Regions from separate parts of the Homo sapiens genome. Here region 2 is linked to region 1. The links are chromatin contacts, found by Hi-C or POLR2A ChIA-PET in ENCODE. All regions are on one chromosome and are shown on one strand. Each heading gives the region's core, a stretch centred on a gene start or an enhancer-like site at or near the end of the contact. The rest is flanking DNA. Distances are from core to core; before and after follow the strand shown. Region 1 overlaps IL1RAP (interleukin 1 receptor accessory protein). Region 2 holds the start of CCDC50 (coiled-coil domain containing 50).

What was found. A loop is a pair of places that touch in the nucleus more often than their neighbours do. ChIA-PET counts read pairs that join two places held with the same protein, here RNA polymerase II (POLR2A). Pooled maps may share reads with other maps.
Region 2: a map of naive thymus-derived CD4-positive, alpha-beta T cell shows a loop between it and region 1 (9-fold over the local background). The contact joins the promoter of CCDC50 here to the enhancer-like site in region 1. A Hi-C loop is called at or near these places in 1 of 168 maps with a recorded cell type or tissue (naive thymus-derived CD4-positive, alpha-beta T cell) and 4 of 50 pooled maps. POLR2A ChIA-PET finds 5 or more read pairs at or near these places in 1 of 52 experiments (H1).

Annotation. Positions count from the first base shown.
Region 1 is chr3:190,617,478-190,622,329 of GRCh38, forward strand. It overlaps IL1RAP (interleukin 1 receptor accessory protein), which reads left to right. Exons shown (of 12, transcript NM_002182.4): 6 at 2,798-2,963. Among named protein-coding and RNA genes, the nearest start is that of LINC02013, 79 kb to the right of the region's middle. Within about 2 kb of position 1,279, at least 2 of the 41 ENCODE cell types and tissues checked have a DNase peak (open chromatin) inside an H3K27ac peak, as active enhancers do.
Region 2 is chr3:191,325,322-191,330,643 of GRCh38, forward strand. It overlaps CCDC50 (coiled-coil domain containing 50), which reads left to right and starts at 4,073. Exons shown (of 12, transcript NM_178335.3): 1 at 4,073-4,402. The coding sequence starts at 4,354. UTS2B (urotensin 2B) reads right to left here and starts at 5,205. Exons shown (of 9, transcript NM_198152.5): 1 at 5,093-5,205; 2 at 3,310-3,388. RefSeq lists enhancers at 3,640-4,241, 4,242-4,842 and silencers at 3,769-3,848, 3,949-4,228.

The sequences.
Region 1 (4,852 bases), core at 29-2,528:
TCTCTTTTGAATTCAGAATGAGGAACTAATGGGTCAACTAGGATTGTTTGTCTTCTAGTCAGACAAGTGTTTGCTTTATTGTGGAAATTCACTTACTGTTCACTCATTTCTTATATTTTAAAGCAAGTTTCCTATTCTTGGAGAATCTAAATCTTTTTTTATGTTTGTTTTCTTCTGGATTCCAAATAAATGGTTTTGAAATCATTATAACATTTTCAGGTTTTATTTTTATCAACAGTTTATTATGTTTAAAATTATCCTATGTGTCTCAGGTACATGTGTTGTGAAGGGTCTAGAGACAGAGTTGCTGATAAGAAAGAGAGAGCTAACCAGACACACAGCAGGTTAATGTTCATAGACATTTGTAGTGTAACAATGCCCTGAATTACCCTCACACACGTATTAGAATGTAAAATATTCCCTTTATTTCTAAAATGTTTTAGGCCTAATAGCTTTGAAACAGCTATAAAAAGTTTCTTTCATCACATTCTTAAGGAAATACTGTTGACAAGTTCAGTAAAAATAATTGACTTCTCATCCTCAAAAGTGTGCTTCCTCAGTTTACCACTGATTGCAGGAATTAGCCTGTTTTAAGTGATAGAGCCACATCACGCTTTTCACTCAGGCTGGCTCCAGGGATGGCACAGGTTCAGGGCTGCTATATGGAATGAAGAGACACTATCAGGTGAAATTAAAAGCAAGGACTTTGAAACAAGTAGATCTGAATTCAAATTCCAGCTTTAACACTGTCTGGTGGTATGACATTGACAGTTACTTAACGTTTCTAGGCCTTGTTCATTCATCTATAAAACGGAGGTAAAAGCATTACAAACTTTACATGTTTGGAATAAGGATCAGACGAGACAGAGTATATGTTAAGTGCATGTCTCAGTATAATTTTTTATAGCCTCAACTCACTGCTGAGGAGAGGTATTCATTCTTAGTTAAGAAGCTGATGAAAGACCGTTATTCGGCTTTCTGGAAAACTGAATTTCAGCTCTCTACTGTGTTATCTAGAATATCTCTGTCTCATTTTTTCCGTCTATAAAATTACAGCGTATTTAGTCTGATCTGTCTACTTCACAGGAGTTTCAGAATAGCTAAGCTAACAAATGAGGGGGAAATACCTTTGAACTGTTTAAATGAAAAGTACCACAAAAATAAAATAGTTCTATTGATACTGTAAACTCAATTCAAACCAAATCTGACATAAACTTATAAGAATACAGGCCTTTGAGACCTTATCCTTTGTGATATCCTAAGGATATTGAAATCGTTTGCTGACCTGACAAGTGTCTACAAGTATTGCTTATCTTACAGGAGAAGCTGCGTTGAAAAAAATACGTTACCCAAGCTTATAGTAGCTTCCTCTTGATGATCTTTTCCATGAAATGGAAGTTCAATGCTGTTCTTAAAATACACATTTCCTGTGACAAAGCATTACAAAATGTGCCTCAATGTAACTGTCATATTTCAAAGTACATGCTCCAGGAATTGAAGAAAACCTTAATCATACAAACATTAAAGATGAAATATGTGAATAAAAAAAATTGAAGTTACAAGCTAGTAGTAGACTCCCAGAAATTTAAAGATGTAAAAAGCCTTAGAGATAACCTAATCTTTTTGTCATAGGTGACTTATTGATATTTAAAAGAAAAACAAAAGCTTTTCTAAAAGTAAATGTTCAACATATATTTTTGTCACAGATAGTGTATTGATTTTTTTTCTCAAAAACAGCAAAAAGTAATAATTTAGCCAAATAGTGAGACTGAGAATTTGAAACAGGATTCTAGATATGTTGAATGAGATAGTTGTGGACTGAGATAGTTCAATTTCTCAATTTTAAATGTCAACAGTTATATGCAAATGTGAATTAGGAGCAGAAATACATTCCTAGATCTTGATCAGGCCCATGAAGATATTTTATTTTTAGTTTCTGAAATCTGTGATACTCAGTTATAAAAATGGGATAAAGTTGGTGGCTCATGCCTGTAATGCTAACACTTTGGGAGGCCCAGGCAGGCGGATCACGAGGTCAGGAGTTCAAGACCAGCCTGGACAGGATGGTGTAACCCCATCTGTACCAAAATTACAAAAATTAGCCAGGCATGGTGGCGCGCACCTGTACTCCCAGCTTCTCAGGAGACTGAGGCAGGAGAAGTGCTTGAACCCAGAAGACTGAGGTTGCAATGAGCTGAGATCACGCCACTGCACTCCAGCCTGGGTCACAGACTGATGAGACCCTATCTCAAAAAAAAAAAAAAGTAATAAAAGAAAAATGCAAAACAGTTTGGAAATATCTGATACAGGGAAACAACAGGGTGATTAAAAATGCCAATCAGACATCTAAATTGGGGCCTAGATTATCAGACGGAGTGACTGGAGTCCCAAATTAATATAATCAGTGAAGAAATATTATAAAAAGAAAAAGAATTGCTTTCTAAATAGCAGGTCTTGCAGTTGCTCAAGTTTCCTTAGTCATTATTTCAAAACTGTAACTTTGCTTTACTATCAACATAGGATGCCCAGAATTTGATCCTGAGACAGGAAGCCTGTGTTTTTGAAGTCACACTTTAGTTTAGAATTTTAATTTCTCATGATCAGAAAAGATAATGACAGGTGTTTCATTTATTCTTCGCAGAAATCTTGTCAAATACTTGACCAAAATAGTTTTATAAAAACTGCAGCATGAATATTTCGGTGTTCTGTGCAAAATTAGATGTGAGTGTGCGTGTGTTTGTATGTTTTCTATGCATGTATCTAAAAAGTAAACTTTTTTTTTTTTTACTTTTTCTAGGGCTGTTATAAAATACAGAATTTTAATAATGTAATACCCGAAGGTATGAACTTGAGTTTCCTCATTGCCTTAATTTCAAATAATGGAAATTACACATGTGTTGTTACATATCCAGAAAATGGACGTACGTTTCATCTCACCAGGACTCTGACTGTAAAGGTAGTAGGTAAGCATGATTAGTGTCCAGTACACACAACAAGCATGTGATCATCTTGTTATGGTTTTTAATAGTTTATTACACACTAGTATGTAAATTGTATAAGAAAAGTGATTCATGTTTTTTGTTTACAGTACTGTCTCTAGAGCCTTCAACAATTCCATGCACATCGTAAGCATTCAGTAACTGTTGGTCAACTGAATGAATATGTGAATAAATGAATGAAGTAAAGGTAGTTTGGGGAGGGAAAGGAGCACCAGACAGATCTGTGTTCAAATTCTGTCACTGCCACTTATTAGAAACATGACGTTGAACAAGGTCCCTGTCTTTATCTGTACTCTGGAACTGCAATTGATTGAGAATATTTAAAAAAATATTCATATTGTATTAATGCAGTTTCAGGCAAGCAATAGAGACTCAGTGCAACACTTTTGTCAAAAGAATGTTTTACTTGGATTAAGTAAACTCTATTTTTCTACATACTGAAACTGCTGTACCTATTGCTGAAGGTATTTGCTGGCAATAATGTTCAACCATTATTTTGCACTAAGAGAATAGGGGGTGAGAAACTAGGAAAGTGGGAAAGGCAATTCTTAGACAGAGTTGACAAACTCCTAGCAAACCCAGAAATAGAGAAGTAGTGTCAGGATATATGGCTTTTGGGGATTACCCCTAAATACCACTGTGTCCAGTGTATTAAAAAAGATAGCATCTCTGGGTATTGTTTTGTCATACCCCATCTTTTAATAGATGGAAACATTAGGCTCACTGACAAGAAGTAACCTGTTTAGAGACACTCAGTGAGTTACTTGAAGAAGTAATTCTAGATCCCAGGTCTCTGCTCAGGGCTTTTTCTACTGGTCTGACATGATTTAGTATAAGTTAGCTACAAACAGCCTTTCATATAGTGCAAATAGTATTCAAACAATGTCGTAATCACTTCTGTTCTTTTTCTGCTTACTTTCTAAATAATGCTGAGTTGGGGATTAATTCATAAGAAAAAAACAGACTAAATTTTAAAAGTCAAATGAATAATGTAACCTTATATTCATCTTAGCAGTTGTTTCTAATATATGTGCTTAAAAGTATGCATTTTGGGGAAGTTGGGAATAAGCATACTTTGTCACTCTGATTAACAGATTTAAAAATTCACAGACAGATCTGGGCACTGGGGGCTTCTTTCTCAAATTTCAAGCAACACAAGTTTGTTGTTTTAAAGCTGCAAAGTGTTGAGTATTTATTATATGCCAGTAGCATATCCTTAATATATATTCCTTAGTTTATTTCTCATAGTGAAACTGCGATATGAGTTTTAATTATCCTCATTTTAGAGTTATGAAAAATTAGCTTTTCAAAAATTAGGAAAAACCAAGTAACTTTGCTTTTGCATTTTTATATGGTTAATATATGGCCAAATCAGGATTAGAACTTGGTTATTAAATCTTTGGAGCTCATACTTTTGAAGACAATACTAAAAACTCTACTCAATGTATTATTTTTAAAAAATTAGGAGTACTGAATATTATAAAGAGCAGCAATCTCATAAACAAACATTCAACTGGTAACTAGTCATCAAGTAGACTAATGTGCCGGCCTTAACATCATGATTGTGAATTTTCCATTGATTTACTCATTAATGTAATACTTATTTAACCAGCTTCCATACTAGACACTTTCGGTAATGTTGTGAAGAAATACAGAGAGAAGAAACAACTGACTAAGGCATGAAAGCAATTAGGTATTATGCAACATAAGACATCTATCTCATGTAAGCTTTGGAAAGCTTTGCTAAGCAATCCGACCTTAAGCATGGAGGGTATTTAGTATGTTTTATTTTTTTCTTTGTAAAGCAAAAACTATTTTTTTCTATGCTCAAAACACTTTTGTCACTAAATGTG
Region 2 (5,322 bases), core at 2,823-5,322, 710 kb after region 1:
AAAAGGCAATAAGATAAAAACCATGGCACCTCCAGGTCCAATGGGGTCTAGGGTATGTTAGAAGAAACAGCCTCTAATTTAGAGGGCTCTTGGAAGAGCAATGTCCCCAGGTGACCCCTGAGTTCCAGTAGGAAAAGAAGGGAAAGGGAATAGTTACAAAGGAGATATGGGGAATTTTGTGAGTAACTGATAGTGAATTCCATAGGGTGAGGGGACTTGAGCAACTGAGGAAAGTTGAGAGCATGAATAGGGTTGGGGAACTTACATATGTTATGAGAGTCCAGACAAAAATGCTTCAAGGCCTGGAGTAAAGAGGCCTAAACTGTACGGTTGGATTATTGTCCTAATAGTCTCTACTATGGGCTGAATTATCTGTCCCTAAGATTCACATGTTGAAGCCCTAGCCTCCAGTAATTCAGAGGGACTGCACTGCAGACAGGGTCTTTAAGGAAGACATTTGGGTTAGCCCTAATCCAATCTGCAAACTAAAAAGAGGGATTTCAGAAGAAACCAAATGTTCTGACACCTTGCTCTTGGACTTCTAGCCTCCAGAACTGTGAAAAACATATATAATAATTTCTGTTATTTAAGCCATTCAGTCTGTGGTATTTTGTTATGGCAACCTTAGAATATTCATACAGTCTTCTTGGTGAAAGTGAATAACAGTTCTAATTGCATCCTCATTTTTGGAACTGTTCTCTTAGGTATATTATGCTGATGAGCTAGGAAGCACTGGGGGCCAAGGAGACAGATAATTCTTTCCAGAAGTATAGTTCTGTGGGTCCCCTTTCCTGTTTTGCCAAGGTCCAGTGTAATTTATTCATTTGCCTATATTGTTTTTTTAACTTACTTTTAATTTGTGATTCTTACTGATAATAAAATTGGATAACTATATTTATTTATTTATGCAACAAATATTTATTGAGTGCCTATTATGTGCCAAGCACTTTTCTAGATACGCGGATATTAGGGAATCAAACAGATAAACCCCTGCCCTCACAGAGCTTACCTTCTAGTAAGGTAAGCTCTAACTGGGGGATGCTTTTGTGGAATTTGGTAGTTTTCAAACTGGAGTTTTCATTTCTTATGACCAAAGTCTCCCTACTCCAATCCAAGCATTTTATTGTTACCAAATTCACTTTATAAAAGTAGAAAATGTATCATGTAATATCCACCTAGAAAAAAAAATCAATTGATGCCTCCATATTGCCTTATAAATAAAATCCTTATTTCTCTCTATGGCATTCAAGTTGTGATTTGATGCTGAATTACTTGTTTGGCATCTGCCCCAAATTAGGGATCTGTATCCATCCTGAGAAGCCTTATGCTTTCTCTTTTATTGCAAAATGGACATTTCAGGACACCAAAAGATGTAAACTTGTTACAGAAATTCACCATATGTTCATTCCCTATAAATACTCAAAAGATACTAGCTCTTCCCCGTGTTACTGTCAGTCCTTTGCTAGAAGTTGCCTACTCTGTAATGCTGAGCTCTAATTGTTTGCTCAGCTTGGGGACCTATACAGAACAGGTGTGGAGTAGGAGAAGGAAAGCCCAACTATGGGGTGGATTTCCAGGTCATCTGCTCTAGTACCTGAAAAGGGCTCCTGGTTTTCATTACTTTTTCTGCTGAAAGCAGCCGATTCTCTAAACAATAGTTGTGGCTATTATATATGTTTCCATTTCTTCTCTAGGCCAGAAATGTGGATATTTTTATGCATATCTTACTGTAAGCACATCATATTTTAAGCATATCTTACTTTTGGCATATCTTACTGTAACAGTCACAGTCTAGGTAGGAAACAGGAGGTGCACTGTAAGTGATTTTACTGAAAAGAATGTAATGAAGAGACAATTTCAGAGGTATTAACTGGGTTAAGAGAACTAGGGGAGGCCGGGCGTGGTGGCTCGTGCCTGTAATCCCAGCACTTTGGGAGGCCGAGGTGGGCGGATCACTTGAGGCCAGGAGTTCCAGACCAGCCTGGCCAACATGCCAAAACCCTGCCTCTACTAAAAATACAAAAGATTAGCCAGGCGTTGTGGTGCACACCTGTAATCCCAGCTACTCGGGAGGCTGAGGCACGAGAATCACTGGAACCTGGGAGGCAGAAGTTGCAGTGAGCCAAAAGGAACTAGGGGAAGCCATCACACTCTAGGCCTGAAGGGACACTGGAAACAAATTGTTTTATTAGAGACCCATGAGAGCTGAGGCCATGGAAAAGAGGCCTCTACACAGGCCCTGTAGTCATAGAGGGACAGGACTGTGGCCAAAATTTTGGGTTAAAGGAAAGAAGAATACTCTGATATTTCTCTCCTCCCTTCTTTTGATTTTCTGCCAGTGCTTCCCATTGGTCAATCACAACAGGAAGCCACAGGTCAAAGGGGCCTAGTGATTTATCTGTAGGCATCCAAAGGCACGGCTTGGTAGAGAAGTAGAAACGATAGATTTGGGGAGGGAAACAGAAAATACTGCTGTTATAAATATTCTCTAGACCACAGGAAGTTAAAAAAAATTACTAGATTACAGGACAATTAAAAAATTCCCATAAATCTACCTTTCTAATACCACTTCCTTCTTATTCCCACATTTAACCTGCTGAGTGTTATCTCTGCCTAGCACTGGGGTGGGTAAACTTTTCCTGTAAAGCATATTTTAGACTTTGAGGCTTAAGAGGCAAGGTCGAAAATATTATGTCCTATTTATGTAGTGATTTGAAATGTAATTATTTGAACATATAAAAAACAGTCATTCAAATTCAGTGGCGTAGATTTGGCCTGTGGGCTATACTTTGCTACCCTCTGGCCTTGAAAGTCTTCTAAATTTTTGCTAGCCTAAAATCCACCTACTTTTCAATGTCAAGTTCAAATAAAACCTCCCCTACGTGGCCTCTCATACTGGGACTCTGAGCTGTGAGTGACAGAAAATCAACTATTACTAGCTTAAGCAAAACTGAGGATAAGTTGAGAGTTTGCGGGTTGTAGATCCCAGAATCCAGGAGTTGCTGAAATGCCAGCTGCTCTGGGGATATCCTGCTTTGCTACTGTGGTAACATCAGAACATGCCCTCTTCATCTCCCTTTCTCTTCTCTTTGCTTCTGTCTTCAGTTTGGCCTCATCATCTCCTAGAGGCAGATCTTTTCCACAAGAAACAGAATATGTAACTCTTTATGTACCCAGGAAAGTATTCTGTTTGACCTGTCTTGGTCACCCAGCCACCCTTCGATGAACCCATGTCGGTGGAGGAAGGGGGAAGAGTGATGGGGTAGTCTCGAGGTTCAGACATGGCACACGTTTGGGAGAGAAGCTCACCTCTGAGGAGTGGGGAAAGAGGCAGTTTCCCAAAAGGAGGATGCATTCTGTTGCCAGGAGATGAAACAGGAGAGGTTGTCTATTTTAGAGAGATAGAAATGTCACAATTACAATCCAATGTGTGCAGCGCTATAACAGAGATAAGTCTGACGCCTCGTTATCACCCACAGTACCTAACATCACACTTGGTAGACACATTCATGCGATTTTGATGAATGAATGACTCAGTTCTCCCAGCTGATTGTGTACACACTCTACTCCAAACTGGCCCAGAATTTTATCAGCTGCTCTTCATTCTGTACGTTGTATTTGGGGTTTTTATGGCCATCTACCATCTCTCCTCTAATTCCGGGTGCAAAAAGAGTGTATGAGAGAGAGGCAAGCATGCAGTAAACATCCTGTGTTAATCTCAATCCCAGAACCAGACCACAGAATGCTGACTACACCGCTCACGGGAAAGACTATGTTTTAGGTGACCCGTGTGGCCTTTTTGTTGAGGCCTTTAGGATACAAGGCCCCCACCTAAAGACGCGACCCTCCCGTAGGAGGGGGGCAGGGCCCGGGGGCGGGAGCACAGCGGGGCCCCAGCCTCAGGCGGCGCGTCACTGAGCACAAAGGAGACAACAGCGAGGCGGCAGCGGGCGCTGATCTTCGCTCGCCAGCCACTCGCAATTGCGGTTACAGACCTGCAGCTCCCCCTCCCCCAGCCGGCCCGCCCGCCTTTCTGTCTCCTCTCTCCCTCCGTACTGGACGGCCCCGGTCCATTTCCGGGCTCCGGATATTTGGTATCGATTGGGGCCGGGGACGCGGAGCAGGTGGCCGCGGCGGGGCAGCTGGGCCGCCAGCTTGGTGCCTCGGGGACCGTCTCCCGCTGCTTTGGTCACCAGCCCCTGCCCGCCCGACCCGCTCCGTTCTCCGGCCTGCGAGCCCTGCCGGCCGGACTTTGCGCCGCGTCCGGCGCTGCTGCTGCGCTCGGGGCCCCGCTCGGCGCCGGCGGTGACCGGGAAGCCCGCGTTAAAGGGGCAACCGGGACCCTGGCCCGGTATGGCTGAAGTCAGCATCGACCAGTCCAAGCTGCCTGGAGTCAAGGAAGGTAAGGGCCCCGGAGGGAGAGCGCGCGGGACCCTCCCCTCTCCCAGCCCGAGGTTCTCTCAGGTCAGGGGCGTTGCCATTTCGGCTCCCGCGGCCCTCGCCCGGTGCCCGCCCTGCGTTGGCCTTGCCCGGACGTGAAAGGAATTGAATTCAGGTTCTAGTGTGGGACGTTGGGCAAGTCTCCGACGTTCCAAGCCCGTTTTTTCTCAAGGGGGTGGTTGGGGGGGGGGGGGGCTAGCAGCAGCCCCAGCAAGTAGGTGGCTGTGCCCGTGTTCTCGTGCATCGCAAAGCCTCAGTGGACGCTGAGAGCCGGGTGAATCTGACTTACTCCGCTTCTAAAAAATCGAGGCCCAGCCTGGCTGGCTTGAAGGCTGGGAAGTGGAGAGGGGTTGACATTCAGTTCCGTGTGGAGCCTTTGTTTTGAAACATGACTCTTTCCCTCCTTCTCTCCCTACTTTTCCTAGGCCGGCGTCTGGCTGGCTGACTTTCCCACCTTCCTCAAGGTTTAAAAGTTTAGTCTTGGCTGTGTTCTGCGCGGGCGGGAAGCCACTATAAGCATTTTCTTACAAACAAAACACACACACACACACACACACACACACACACAATAGTGAGCGAGGGGAACAGGGGACTGATGGCCTTGTCATTGCTTTTTGTACCAATGTCCAGGAAAGTAGAGATTAGTACTGACCTGGCTTTAGCTGACAGCAAGTAGCCTTTTGACTTCCCTTCTCTTGTTTTTCCACTAGCTGCCTCAGGACCTAGCTTTTTTTTGCTGAGATCTTAGGTGCTGGATCGCCTTATGCCTTGAGTTATCTTTGTTTATTCTTTGGTCCTAGGAAGCATAGACGTTCCAGAGTGCTGACGCAGACCCCTAAGTTCCAAGGGCTTTGCAAAATCGGCTTCTGTTGTGAATGTCAT